Linked DNA regions of Homo sapiens: region 2 is linked to region 1. A link is a contact called in ENCODE Hi-C or POLR2A ChIA-PET data. All regions are on one chromosome and are shown on one strand. Each heading gives the region's core, a stretch centred on a gene start or an enhancer-like site at or near the end of the contact. The rest is flanking DNA. Distances are from core to core; before and after follow the strand shown.

Region 1 (7,246 bases), core at 2,498-4,997:
GTGCATCTCCAAAGCCCACACTCTCATTTCTGCCTCTTGCTGCCATGACCCCCACGCTAAACCGTCTAGATAAATGACCCTGTAAGGCCAACACAATGTGCACTCAGAGTAATGAACATGAGCCCTTTCTCATCAGTACTTTAATGATGTTTCCTAAGCTGTAGCAGTCCAATTTCTACCTCCACAATGTTTGCAACATCCACATACCTTTTCCTTTTACATTATCTCCCAATTGCTTTCATCAAATCATCTCACTTTTTTGACTGAACTTTATTTTAAAAGGAAACCTTCTGCATTATCACAGTTCATATCACTTGCTATAATTAATTAAATTTTAAATACATAATAATTAAATTTAAAAGGCCATCTGAATATCACTTAAAATCAGCTTGTGCACTACATGCTACATACCATGTCTAGTGAAGCTCTGCTATAAACATCATTTTCTCATATGTATGTATATATTTATATATATATAGAACTTTTATTATGGAAATTTTTATGAACAGTTTCAAAGCAAATGTGAAAAGAATAGTGTAATAAACCCACGTACTGATCACTCAACTTCAACATTATCAACTCACACCTACTCCTGTTTCGTCTGTACCCCAACCCACTTCCCCAACCTCCCTATTATTTTAAAGCAAATCTGAGACATCGTATCATTTCATTCACATATACAACAATCTTGATAACAGCAAACATGTGAAGAATGTTTGCTAGATGCCAGACAGGTAAAGCATAGCAAATGCACACTCATATATCTACAGTCACCACAACCTTGAGACTCTTAACCCATCTTCATGGTGGAGGGAAAAGGAAAGTGGAAGCATAGGCACAAAGGCAACTTGCCCAAGGTCCCACAGCTGGTAAGTGGCATAGCTGGCACTGAACTCAAGCAGTCCATGCCCTTAACCTACAACACTGTTTCTTGGCCTAGGTGAATGCAACATGCTTTTCCCTTTGCATAGAGCTGGCCCAGAATGAGTTTCCTGGAGTTGGTGTGCAGAGCCCATCATCTTTGCTGTCCCATCTCGGCACCCTGGCCACATCACCATCAGGTTACCAGAGAGGAGCTGCTGCCTTGAGACATGAGGCAGGAAGGGTGGACACTGAGGTCCCTGCAGCTTCTGCTTGGGGCAGAATGTGGGCCCAGCATGTAAGGCACGAGCTCCTGGGCTGGGGGTATTAAAGACAGTGTGTTGCAGCTGATACAGATACAGAAGTTGACCCTTGATAATCATTTAGTACTTGACGCCATTGCTCTTCTTTTCAGCCGACACCATCTTCACACAGGCACTGATTTCTCCAAGGCCTTGTTTCCTGAGAAGGTGGCTGCTGCCTAGGTTGGCCTTGACTGCACTGGGATTGGGCAGGGAGGAATGCCTTTTGTCTTGTTTGAAACCCTCCACATTCATTTGCTTTCAGCAGCATGCAGAGTCCTGGTTTAAAGAGGGGGTGAGAGGGCTTAAATGTCTCCGAAGGTTTCTGAGACACAGGATTTCTCAAGAGAGAAAGGGTGATGATTTCAGAGTAAAGGAATCAAAAGCACATGTACTGCCTTTCTCCACGCATACAGAGTGGCTTAAATACGAAGGGAAGAAAGCGTTAGGAAAAACAGTTTTGAGTTTCGTTGAACCAACATTGGAAAAATGCAGCAAGACCCTTTCCAAATCCAAAGCAGAACCGTGTCCTTCCACCTCTGTGGAAAACTCTTCTGGTCTGGAAACCAGGTCTCCTGGGGCTGCCAAGAGTCTCCAGCCTCGGCAGAGTACCTCCCCCTACTTCCTCTGACAGAGAAGCAGATGGTCTCAAAGCCACCCTCCCTAACCCAAAAGCCCATTGAAGGGGGGCAGGGAGACTGTGCCAAGGCTGGCAATTCCCCTCGGCAGAATCTTCTCTTTCCTTGTCTCTGGTGCCCAACAGAGGCAAGAATGTGTGCGGGCCCTTGGCTGGGTAGGTTCCATTAGGAAGCAAGGAGCTAAACAGGTTCAGAGGCTCTCCAGGGATGTGTGGGGTTTTGGGGAAGGATTTCGTATTCTGGCTTTCTAAACCAACCTCTCCCCCTCCCTCTTTCTCCTCCCTTTTCCAGACACTAGTAACCACTATTCTACTTTCTGCTTCTACGAGATCAACTGTTTTAGATTCTACATAAAGTCACCAATCAAACTCGACCCAAAGAGGATGAATGTTTATTGTAAGGCTGCATGTAGGTGCTCAGCCAGGCCCCATAAACAACAAGAGTTACCTTCAGGAGGCCACTGTTTTCCCATGGTTCTGACATTCTCATGACCTGGTGTTCCTCTGTCTCCTCTGGTTGCTATCAGCTGCCCTCTCAATAGTCCCTACTATCCTGTTATCCCATTGCTTCTAAAACTCTTGATTTCTGCCTTTTATCTGCCTGCCTGCTCTCAACTATCTCTCTTAGGTACCACAGAGGAGAGGATCTGATCGGGCCCATTAACCACAATACCAAACACTGAGTTTCTATTAAACAGCATCCTGCAACAGCCCATCTCGCTGGCCTTTGAGGGGCTGCCTTTGGCTGGGCCTCAATGCCTGATCCAATCAGTTGTGGCCAGGAGGCAGAGACATACAGTTAATCTCAAGGCAACCAATACACAAGCAGCTACCTCCAGCCACTTTGTTTAGACCAGGGACATGGAGGCAGAAGGAGAATGGAAAGTCCACTTCAGCACCCTATGTTGCCCTAAACCTTGAAACAAAGGCCCAGTGGTCCTTGGCAGAGTATCAGAGGCTACCAATGAAAGGGCATCAGAGGCTAACAATAAAGCCTCAGCCTAAGAGAGGGGTGCGTGTGCGTGTGTGTGTGTGAACAGCAATGCTGAGTTTCAATTAGGTAAACCTGTTTTGTAACATGGTCTAGCCTTTTAAATCCCAACTGTCATGGAGGCCTCTGCTTTCCAGGAAGTTATTCCCATCAGCAGTTATTTCTGCAATCGTGATTGTTATGAAACCCTTTATTTTGAAAACACATTTCAAAACAAGGCTTCTTTCACATTCAGCTTTCTCTGGTCCACTAGGAGCAAAATGGTGCAGATATTTCCCTGTGGCCCATATACTTGTGTGTTATCCCGGTGGGCCATTCAAGTCCCAAAATCCATCTTGTAGTCACCACGGAAAAATGCAGAGGCATGCTGTGGGAGGATGCATGTCAACTCATCCCAAACACTCCCTTCAGCCAGCTCCCTGCCCCACACGTGGCAGAGCCATGACACAACGGCCTGTTCCTCTGAGAGTAATTTATTATGTAATTAAAAGCTTTTTCATCAAAGTCAATTTCTAAAGCAATCACTGGGATAGTATCAATTAGGAAACACTAACAGAGAAGGAGCTGGGCCCTGATGTCAGGGCTCATGCCCTTAAGAGTTTACATAAGTTTTCAGATGCTCGTGCCAGGGACCCTGACAGAATGCTGGGTAAGAAACAAACAGCACATGCTCTTCAGGCTTCAGTGGACCTTTCTGGAGAAGGTCTGTTCCCACAGGCCAGGCTCACAAAGAACCAGGGTGAAGTGATGGAAAGAAATGGGCTTTGAGATGACACCAACATGGATTCTAATCCCTGCTCCAACTGTTACCAGCTGTGGGAACTTGGGCAAGTCAACTAACCTCTCCGAACCTCAGTTTCTTCATCGGAGGAATGTTTATGATACTACCAACCTTCCAGAGCCCTGTGACGGTTAGAGATAAGATGTGCAAACATTGCGAAACAGTGCTGGCACACGGTAAGCATTCTGTGTGGAAGCTTAATAGTGTTATCATCTGCCTTCCAACTTCAGTGTGAGTTTTGACTCTACTGGCTCTTCAGTGGCATGGTCTGCCCAGGAGTCTCTGGAGAAGCAAAAGTCCTTTCCTCAGGCTGCTCAGCAATCACCAGCCACAGAGGGTTTTCCCCATCCCTCCTGGGTCCCGTTCACAATGGGTTTGGTTCAGAAAACTCCCCCTAAGCATAGGGCTTACTTGCTGAAAGAGCTCACTCTGAAAAGAGGTGATAGACAGGCAAGTCTATCACCTGATCAGGGCAGGTGATATTGCACCGCCTGACCAGGGCAATGAGAAATGAGTGGCACTGATGTTTTGGGAAGCACAGAGGCAAGATCAGGGAGAGCCTCCTGGAAGAGGAGACAGAGGGGTGAGAGGAGAAGTTTCCAAACAATGGGATGGGAGGAGCACAGGCTGAGGTGATGAGGTGGGAGCTGTGGGCAAGACCAGGTCTCCAGCTGCAGAGTTAAGGAGCTCACTCTCCAGGTGCAGGTTTGGGAAGATGACTCCAGCCCAAGTGAGGAAAACAGACTGGGCAGGTGAAACTCAGAAGAACGCAGAGGCAGCCATCCAAGGAAGGAGGGCAGCTTGGTGGCCCACTGACAGTTGAGCCAGGCTTATCTGTACTGTGCAACCAGAAGGAAAAACCAATTTGACAAATGGAAAAACCCTCACGTGTAGGAATCAAGTTACCTAGCATACCTAGCACACAAGTTGGATATCCCACAGCCCTTCCCCTGGCTGCCCTCCTAAGGCAAGCCCCCATGGGCCAGCCAAGCTACCCCAGCCCATGCTGTGGGCCACTATACTGTATACTGCAGGGGCAGGATGTGGTCAGGAGAGGCCAAGATGGGCCTCAGGAAACAGCAGGGGAAACACTGCCACATCTGACCCAACACAACTGTCAGCTGGCTGAGCCATCCACTCCGTCAGGCCCAGGCCAGACCTTCCCCCATCTCGGAAATGACACAGAACTCTCCTTGCTATCCTTCTGCCTGCCACTACTATGGGCTGAGCGAGCCCCCCGCCCCTCAGCCAGATGTCCACTCGCTCCTGCCTGATGACAGAAGTGCTGACCACAGCCATCTAGGTTGTACACTGTGTACCCCAATGCCCCACCCACGAACTTGGTGTTGGAAACTAGTTCCCTGGTGTCGATTTTCATGACTGGTCATCTAATGACTTCACTGTGCCTCTAACCATGCTGAGATTCCAGAAGGTTGCCATGGTGACATGCTACAGGCCTGGCCTAGACTGAGAGGCCTTGGGGACAGAGTGGGTTATGAAGCCCTGATGAAAACAGAGCCTAGGGTGGAGCACTGAGCAGCTCCCACCGGCTGGGCCAAGGAGTGCTTTGCACTCTCCAACCCTGCTCTCATCTGTGGCACAGTGAGATAAGCTGTACCCACTGCCCATGCAAAACCAAGCTGTCTGCCTCAACTCATGATGCAAAAGGGAAAATGTACCCAGTTGTCCCTCCACCCCATTAGAACCAGAAATGCATAATTTGTACATTGTAGACTTTAGAGAACATATAAAGAAGCAATGCCAGACCTGTGCAATTTAAACACACACATGTAGCCACTCTTCTCATTGCTCACTCCTGGACCCTGCCTTTCTTTCACCATTCCCCCATCCTGGACAACACCTCCCTTTCCCTTACTTTATATGAGCATTGGACAAGACTTAAGCTGCTCCTCCTACCTGAGACCTCCTTAACTCTGGTCCACACTGCCTTTCCCCTTTCCTAAGCTGCTACCAAATACACTTCTGAGCACTGGGTGTCAGCAGTTGGTCTCCTAGTGTATCCTGCCTCACAGCTTGGTTTCCCTATACACTTCACAGGTGTTGCATCTCCCTCTCTCACTCAGAACCCAGCACAGGGCCAAGCACATAGTAGGCACTCCATGCAGATTTTTCTGACATGTAACTGCCAACCTTTAGACTGCAGCCACAAGGTAGCAGTTTAGAAAATATCTCTGAGAACAGCCAGGTCAGCCCCCTTCTGGGAGATGCAACAACCCCTGGGGCACCAGAACCAGGAGTCAAGGAAGAGGTCTGAGCCCCTGCAAAGGGCATCCAGTCTCCGGCCCCAGTGCCCTGGCAGAGTTATGCAGCCTCAGCTGAACTTGCCCATCACCACATTCCCACCCACTCATCCCTGGGCCAGGCCCCCAATCTCAGGCTGACCTTGGGGCTGTGTGCCAAGAAACTGACAATGGCACTGGGCAATCCTAGCCAAGTTCAAGTTCATGTGATGGGCTATTACAGTAAGGGGGCTCATGGGAACTGGATGGGAGCCTCAGAAAAGGGGAGCCCAACACCTTTGAAGAAGGTGGTGGCCTTTCCATTAAAGTAGCCCCCAAGCTAGAGACCTGGCCTCCATCATGCTTGGCCCCTCACTCCTCATCATGCTGCACATTCAATCATCCAACCAATACATCCTGTCAGTGGCATCCAGTTCTGCACCCTCCACCTGACCTCCATGGCCACAGTCCTCCTTTCAGTCACCCGGGTAACGACCACAGCCTCCTCATGGCCCCAGCCCCCAGCCTCACTCCCTCCATTCCATATTGTCAGCTCTCAAAAACTTAAAGCTGCCCCATTGCTGTCCATAGGATGGAGTCTGAACTCCTTAGTCTTGCTCACAAGCCTGGCCTGTAACCTGCGAGGCTAAGAACCTGCCTCTCTGTGCTGCCTCCCACTGCCTCCATCCACGACTCAAGGTTCCAATCACACTGAACACTTGCAGGGCCTTGACTGGGCCATATTCTGTCTTAATTTGGGACCTCTGCAAAGGACACATAGACACTTAGACACACACAACTTCACCAGGTACTATCCTGATGTCTCCTCAAATGTCCTTCCCTGAACCCCTGGGTTGCACTAGATGTCTCCCTTCTATGTGTTCCAGGGTTCCCCATGCTACCATACCCTTTCTCCGTGAGTTGAGCTCACAGAGGTAGAAACAGATGACGAGATGACTGGTGGGCTGTGCTGGTCTCTGCCAGATGAGGACACAATCAAGCCTTTGGTCAAAGACATGCCATCTGTGTGACCAGGCCTGTCTTCACTGGGCTCAGAGAACCAAAGAAACTGGGCTGGTCTAGGCAGCCAGACTGCAGGGCTCCTTGCTCCATAGAGATGCCACGACTAAAGCTTCTCCCCACTCCTCAGCGCCTCCCTTTCTACCTGGAGGACCCAGCCAGTTCCCACAAGGGTGTAACCAGAGCCTGCAGGTTCCTGCAGGAACTCTACTAGATGAACAGTTACTGACAGGAAAGGCTTGAGAACATTCTGGAAAGAAGACATTCCTGGTCTAGAAATCCTATGTACTGTTAACTCTCTCTGGGAAGAAGAAAGGGCTGCGGGTCATGCCAACACCCAGGAGTCTCCTTTGGACATCCCATTAATAGAGTGGGGCTCCCTAGGAATGCATTTGCTGCTCTGCTGATCCAGAG
Region 2 (7,246 bases), core at 1,495-3,994, 180 kb before region 1:
CGCCCAGGCTGGAGCGCAGTGGCGCGATCTCGGCTCACTGCAAGCTCCGCCTCCCAGGTTCACGCCATTCTCCTGCCTCAGCCTCCTGAGTAGCTGGGACTACAGGCGCCCGCCACCACGCCTGGCTAATTTTTTGTATTTTTAGTAGAGATGGGGTTTCACCGTGTTAGCCAGGATGGTCTCGATCTCCTGACCTCATGATCCGCCTGCCTCGGCCTCCCAAAGTGCTGGGATTACAGGCACGAGCCACCGCGCCGGGCCCTGAGTTCTAATTTTTTAGTAACTATTATTTGCTTTCACAGTTTTTCTAATTAATAAGAGAATGCATTGAGACTTTACAAAGAGCCAGACTCTGTGCTAAGTGCTTTAGAGACGCTATTTCTGTAATGGGTCAAAAACTACTGATGTATCAGCATTCAGAGGCTTCCTCCACTTGCCATATTCGAATGCAAATCAGCTCATCAATGGGGAGAGAACAGAAAAACCCTTCAGTGAGTGAGGGTTTTTTGGAGTAGGTACAGGATATGGGAGAAGTGAGGTGAGGAGGAGAGCATCTTTCAGAATCATTGTGGTGGTTACGCAAGAGATCTCCTGTAATGTTATTCAAGAGAAGCAACAAAGATTGAAGAAGTACTTTTTAAGTTATTTTTGGTGCTTGGACTGAGCTTCTTTGAATGAGACTCTATACAAAGTCTGAGCCACTGAGACACTGGAAGCTATAAGGGTTACATCTCACTTGATTCTTACAACAGTGTGATGAAAGAGAAACTCCCATTATTTCCTTTAAGCAGCTGAGAAAAATAAGATTTAGAGAGTCTAAGAATATGCACAAGACCACAGTGTGACAAGTGGCTAGTCCAGGACTAAAGCCCAGATGTCTCTGATCTGGAGACGAATCTCCTACTCACTACGTCACCTCTTGTCTTAAACTCTGTAGATAACTGGGAGAGAGGAGCATGGGCATTTTACTAGAAAAGGATTTCAGGAATTATTCCCCAGGTGGGAGTGGAGCGGGCAAGAAATCCAAGACAGGTGGTTTTCACTCTCCAGATGAGGCCAGATGAGCAGGAACATCTCAGATTTGCTAAAGCTTTCAAGAACACATTCCCTCCTCCGCTTCATTGGAGCTAGGCCTTGCCCCTGACAATCATACTTACTACAATCCCCTCCATTAGCCACGTTGGGCCTTCTATCTGTGATGTCCTTTCCTCCATCTCACCACCAATCCAGCTCTTATCCTTTTTTTAAGATGCCATCTCCTCCATGGAGTTACCTGTGAGCACCCCAGTCACAGAGCATGGAAATGGGTGTGGCTCTCATCACCTCACCTGAACTATAACTACCTGTATGCAGAGAACACACCTGTTCCTGTTCCTTCTCTCTCTCTCCCCTCTCTGCCCCCTTCTCTCTTCCCTGGAGCAGCTAGCCCAGGCCCAAGCACATGGTAGGTGTCCACTTAGAACATTTTGTGCTGCTCTGGGGGAAAGAAAAAGTAATCTGAGTATTATAGACTGAATATTTGTCTCCCCCAAATTCCTATACTGAAGTCTAATCCTACTGTGATAGTATTTGGAGGTAGGACCTTGGGAGATAATAAGCCATGAGGGTAGAGCCCTCATGAATGGGATTAGTGCCTTTATAATAAGAGGCCAGAGAGCTGGCTCACTCTTTCCCCCATGTGTGGACACAATGAGAGCTCAGCGTTCTGCAACGTGGAAGAGGGCCCTCGCCAGAACCTGACCATGCTGGCACCCTGATCTTAAGCTTTCAGCCTCCAGGGCTGTGAGAAACAAACTCCTATTTTTTGTAAGCCACCCAGTCCTTTGAACTTTGCTATAGCAGCCCAAATGACTAAGACACCGAGTTTTGTAGGTAGTTTTTTCAGAAAATCAAATCCAATAAAACAAATCTGACGATTCCTAATTCAGAGCCTCAATGGCTCCTGTGCTCTCAGCTCTTCCTTTTGTGTTTGTTCTGTTGAGTGAAAGTATGGGGAGCCTTAAAACAAACCAGGCTCATCTCCAGAAGACCTGAGCCCTCTGTCTGCCTCAGGTCGTTTCCCAAAAAATCGCAACACACACATGCACACACCCCACCTGTTCTACGTCATGTTCTGGAAGGTCTCATTCTCAGCTGAAATCCCCAAACTCCTTGGCCTGATACACTGATCCCCTCCCCAGATCTGGACCTACCTCCACCAGGCCAACCTCACCTCTCACCACTTCCTGCCTTGAATCCCTGGCAAATTACCTAAGCTCCCTGAGCCTCAGTCACTGCAACTTAGAACGGGGGGTCATAATAATGCCTGACATTTAGGAACAACTCAGTAAAGAGCTTTGAAATGCACGAGTGATCAAACGATACCTAATTCATAGGGTTATTTTGAGGATTCATGGAAATGTAATGAGAAAGGAGCAGAATACACAGCAAGCACTCAGCAAATAGTAGCTCAAAATAGGTGGAAAGACCGAAAGACCACTGTGATGTTTCTTGCCGTTCACAGCCAAAATTTCTTCTTCTTTTTTTACATAACCACATCTCTATCTGATCTAAGCATTCTTAGGAAACAGTAACAAACAAAACACAAAACCAAAACAACCAGCAACAGTAACCTCATAACTGTTTCCTGTGACCACACACAGATGCCAAGCATACTTTAGCTGAGCCAGTCCAGCCACCAGAGAGAGAGCACGCGATGCCCTGATGATATCCAGCAAAGTGAGCCCGAGAACACTCCTGTGGGGTGAGTCAGACTCCAGAGTAGAGACGAGGACTGCCAGAATGAGCTGAAGTGCTGTGTGTTGCCAGCTACGGTCAAGAATTGTCATCCAGGGTGGTGGCCATATGCATGCAATGTGCACAGCTCTGGGGCTGGAGACACAACTCGGCCCCTGAGTCTGAGGGGCTTCAGGAGTGAACCAGAGCACAGGCAATCAAAGGAACAGAGGGAGGCTATGATGAGCTCAGGCTTCCACATGATGGAGCCTCATTGTCAACCACGCCACGTGGAAGTAGTTGCTTTGCTTGCTTAAGCAGGAATCTTCCTCAACATTCTATGGCTATTCATGGAGGCTGACTCCTCTTTCCCCGACACTGACCCACAGTGCATTCACTGTCGATTCCCCAAGGCAGCAGGCCTAGGGTTGGGGCAGGTCCCAGGCTGTTCTAACTGTTCATGCTACTGACTTCTGTGTGGATCTGAGTAGCTCTGGGCAGGGCCCACCATGCAGGACTGGCACTAATAAGTAGGAGGTACTGTTAGTGCTGATGCAGCTGGGGCCACAACATCCTGAGTGCAGGCTCTGTCCACTCATGCCAGGAGCCAGGCGAGGCCTGCCTGGGATGCAAGCCATTTGGATGCTCAGCTCCACATGGGTGGGTGTCCAAGAGAGGTGTGGCCCGGACTTGGTGGGCCCACTAAAGCCCAGCACTCTGGACCCTGCAGAGCATCCTGGATGTCAAGGTTTCTCCTGACCCTCCAGCCACCCCTCTGGACCTCAAACTTGGACCTGAACTCAGATCTCTTCTGGCCTGGAGGCTCTGCTTTTGCCTATGTACTCAAAGCATCAGCACCTTCCCAAGGCAACAAGTCTTTGTTCTGCTTTACAGAGGGAATGAAGGGAAGCTGGGGTAAGTATCAACTCTTGGCCAGCTGAGTCACTCTATCAGTGAAGTTGCTTCTTCCTCTGAGGGTCAACAATGAGGCTTTGAGAGGCTAGGCTCTCCCAGACCAACAGGCGAAGTGGCTCAGCTGGCTGTGTGGAGAAGCACCCCAGCCAGAAAAGTTGCCCACAGCAACCCCGTGCGCAAACAGCTCCCCAGAGTAAGGGCAAGCTGGAATGCTGCCCCCATGCCATCGCTCTGAGGCAGGGAGTTTTCTAGGTCAGTTCAGCGCATGGGTGCCCCTGACATTCCCCGAGCCCTCCCTGCCCTGGTGCCCTGTGAGAGCTGCCCCTGCCCTCACAGTCTGGAGAGACACCAGCCAGGAACATTTCCCTTCTATTTATTGTTATGGCTGGTTGGTTGGTTGTCTTCTCCAACCACACAAGTAGAGCTAAATCTGTAGACAATTTTACAAACACCAAAAATTGCAGAGAGAGACAATTAAAATTATGATATTTTTTCTTTCAGTCTCCCCCTGCCCCTCCCCAACCTGGTTCACTTTCTTTACATAATTGAGATCCTAAAGTATTTATCGTTCTGTGGTTCGATGTTCAGCTCCTCCCATCACACCTATGGCTTGACATTTTCAGTAAGCTTTTTCTCATTTCATTAAATTCTGTTTGTAAACCCCATTTTTGAAGGCTGCATAGTCTTCCTTCACTGGGCTGAGCCAGGGTTAATCTAAGCATTCCTCTAGTGTAGGCTTTGTATATTTGTTTGTTTTGTGGCATTGCAAAAGCAATGATATGAAAAACTTTGCTGGCATTTCAAAATATTTCTTTGGGATACAGTCCTAGAAGTGGCATTATTGGGTAAAGTATAGGAACATTTTTAGGGCTCTTGGTCCCTGTTGCCCAATCGCCTTTGGGAGGACTGACCATTTTACACTTGGTAAACAGCGAATTCAATACATGGTACTTAGTGCCTGTGACAGAGGATCCCTCAACCACAAACCTCACTGCTCTGAATCCAAGTATCTTGCCACCGCTATCAATTCAGGGATTTGCAAGTACCAAACAGTCTCCTTTCTCCCCACCCTCAAAGGCCACCTTCCCCACATAATAAAAGACTTTGAACATCCTTGGAAAGATTTCTGGGCCCAGGAGCTAGGCAGACCAGGTTCCAGAACATTTGTCACCAGTGAGCTGATGACAGTCTTCATTGGTCAAGCAGGAGGCTTGAACTGGAGGGTCCCTAATGTCCCCCAGCTTGTGACTCAGTCTGGCAGTATAGGAGTTAGGGTCCAGGCTTTGGTGTCAAGCTGCATTGGTTCAAGCCCCAGCTTTGCCACTTGCCAGCAGCATGATCATGAGCAAGTTACTTGACTGGCCTAAGCCTCAATCTTATAATATGTAAAATGGGAATGAAGGAAATTAAATTATTTATCAAGCGATGGTGAGGATTGAATGTAATTAAAAATTTAAAAATTTTAAAACAGTGCCTGGCACAGAGTAAATACTCTATAAAGGGCTTGATACCAGAGCATGTGCTTGCTTTCAATTATAAACATCAACCCAGCTGAAGGGGGTCTCTAAGGTTGGTGTAAACAGAGTCAGGGAAGAGAGAAAATGCTCGCAGCCCACAGTGGCCCAAGCTATCTGGCAGTGGCCTTGCCCCATCTCTGTCTGGCCCAGGCAGTTCCTGGCACTTGCTTTTCATCTAACCTGAGGTCTGGCTGTGCAGCACCCCTCAGGCAGGGCGGCTCTGAAACTCAATGCTTCCGTGGGAGGAGAGTTGAAGGCCGCTTCACCAGGTGGTTATCAAAGGCCTGGCCGCCACAGAGGCTTGGGAACATAATCTCCGGAAAGAGATTGTCTGAACTCGGCTTGCTGGGGAACAAGGACGCTGACTCTGATAAGCCCGAGCAGTAGCCAAGGAGGAATTGGACCTGGGAGCTCGGGAGGACCTTGATGACTCATCCTGTAGACATTTCCTGGGGGCGATGGTGAGCCAGAAGCCAGATGCACACTCTAGGTGGTAGAGGGTTGGGGAAGATCAGGACAGAATCCTCTCTCTGGGATGAGGATGGAAAGAAAGAGCCATGATCACAAATGTGCCTCCTTGTCAGGAGCCAGCTCCATGCCTGGCAGCCAGCGACTGAGCCAAGCCAGGATCTCCCAGGATGAGTACAGGGTTAGTCAGGGGCCGCAGAGGCCCTCAGGAGGAAAGGGTCATGGCTCTGGTCAATAAGGCCTGCTGGTGGCTCTGCCCCTAGTGCTGTAGTCAGTTTTGCTCACCAGCAAACCCCTAATTCCAGGACAGGATATCCTCATTGGGGGAGATTGGGTAGGAGTGATGACTGGCATTTTACGGATCTCAACCAGAAACTGAGGTTGAGAGCGATCAGAAAATGTGTCTAAAATAATAAAGTGAATTAGGGGTCAAGTCAGCATGTGAACATACGTCTCCTACAGCTCATTTCTGTGACGGGCTCACAGGTCTGGGACAAAAGAGGTTAAGAACATCTGAACTAGTTATTGATGTGTTGAACAAAGCCATCCTACAGAAATGAAGTGAAATGATTGTATGTAATAGGAATTAAATTTCTGCAGTGAACTCTCTCACGGTTTCTTAATGGGAAGCATGAAAAAGCAAGTGCTAAAAGGTATTTTTCCTTTCTTGATGGCCTTGAAATTCAGCATCCAGTCAACAATCATTAATATCCACTTTGGTGGATCCTGTTACCTACCTGGCCTCCACTGCTTTTTTTCTCTTTCCAAACAGAACCTTGATTTCATGCAGCTATTGGCCTCCCTCACGCCTAGCTCCTCAGAGGCACAATAGTTATCCTAAACCCATGCTTCCCAGATGGTGCACCAAGGCGCCCCCAGGTGCTGCAGTGAACTCACAGTAGCACCAAGTGATATTTTCAATTTTCAAGAAACACAGTGACATCCATTGGAATCATGAGATTAGTTCAAGGTACTTCGCAATATTAACATTCATGATGTCATAGCTTTGTGGAACCAGGTTTTCAATGGTTGCTGTCATAAAAAATAAGTACTGCACAAATATCTATGTAAATAAGAAAAAAGAATAGCGGGTCCAGTCTAATTCCCAGGTTTGAGAGGTTGTGCAGGCCCGACAGGCACACACATCCCATTAACAAATAATTGTGGGCAATTAAGAGTGATATAAAAATATTACTTTTCTTTCCATTTTATGTGCATTAATTTTTCAAATGGCTGCAAAATTGTTAAGACATACTTATTAAATTGTTTGTACCTAACGGCTTAACAAACGGAACTATTGGGTATTTCTTTTGGCCTAGAATGCTGTGAAAAAATACTAAGGCACTAAGGGTGGCATAACCAAGAAAGTTTAGAAACCTCTGCCCTAAGCTAATCAGAACATGGTGTTTCCCTGGCACATGTCCAGGGTCCAGAGTGGGTCATTGTCCCTATCAGACTGAGGATAAGGATACCTGTGCCAGGATTGGGGAAATTTATTCTCTCATTTATGCTGGGCAAAAACAGACAGGAACAGAGACCCAAGTGTGTGTGTGTTCACTGTGTGTGATCACTGGTGATCAAAGGGGAGACGTCCTTAGCGTGGCATCCATGCTGAAGACAACAGAGGAGAC

Evidence for each region. Hi-C counts contacts between places; a loop is a spot of excess contacts on that map. ChIA-PET counts read pairs that join two places held with the same protein, here RNA polymerase II (POLR2A).
Region 2: POLR2A ChIA-PET joins it to region 1 with 11 read pairs in BJ. The contact joins two enhancer-like sites. A Hi-C loop is called at or near these places in 8 of 168 maps with a recorded cell type or tissue (Caki2, DLD1, IMR-90 and 5 more) and 1 of 37 single-sample maps with no recorded cell type. POLR2A ChIA-PET finds 5 or more read pairs at or near these places in 3 of 52 experiments (AG04450, BJ and HCT116).

What each region holds. Positions count from the first base shown.
Region 1 is chr3:139,118,177-139,125,422 of GRCh38, reverse strand. BPESC1 (blepharophimosis, epicanthus inversus and ptosis candidate 1) reads right to left here. Exons shown (of 3, transcript NR_026783.3): 3 at 256-1,442. Among named protein-coding and RNA genes, the nearest start is that of BPESC1, 18 kb to the right of the region's middle. Within about 2 kb of position 3,747, at least 6 of the 41 ENCODE cell types and tissues checked have a DNase peak (open chromatin) inside an H3K27ac peak, as active enhancers do; they include HCT116, where a contact is called at or near this core.
Region 2 is chr3:139,297,894-139,305,139 of GRCh38, reverse strand. No RefSeq gene overlaps it. Among named protein-coding and RNA genes, the nearest start is that of MRPS22, 43 kb to the left of the region's middle. Within about 2 kb of position 2,744, at least 4 of the 41 ENCODE cell types and tissues checked have a DNase peak (open chromatin) inside an H3K27ac peak, as active enhancers do; they include HCT116, where a contact is called at or near this core.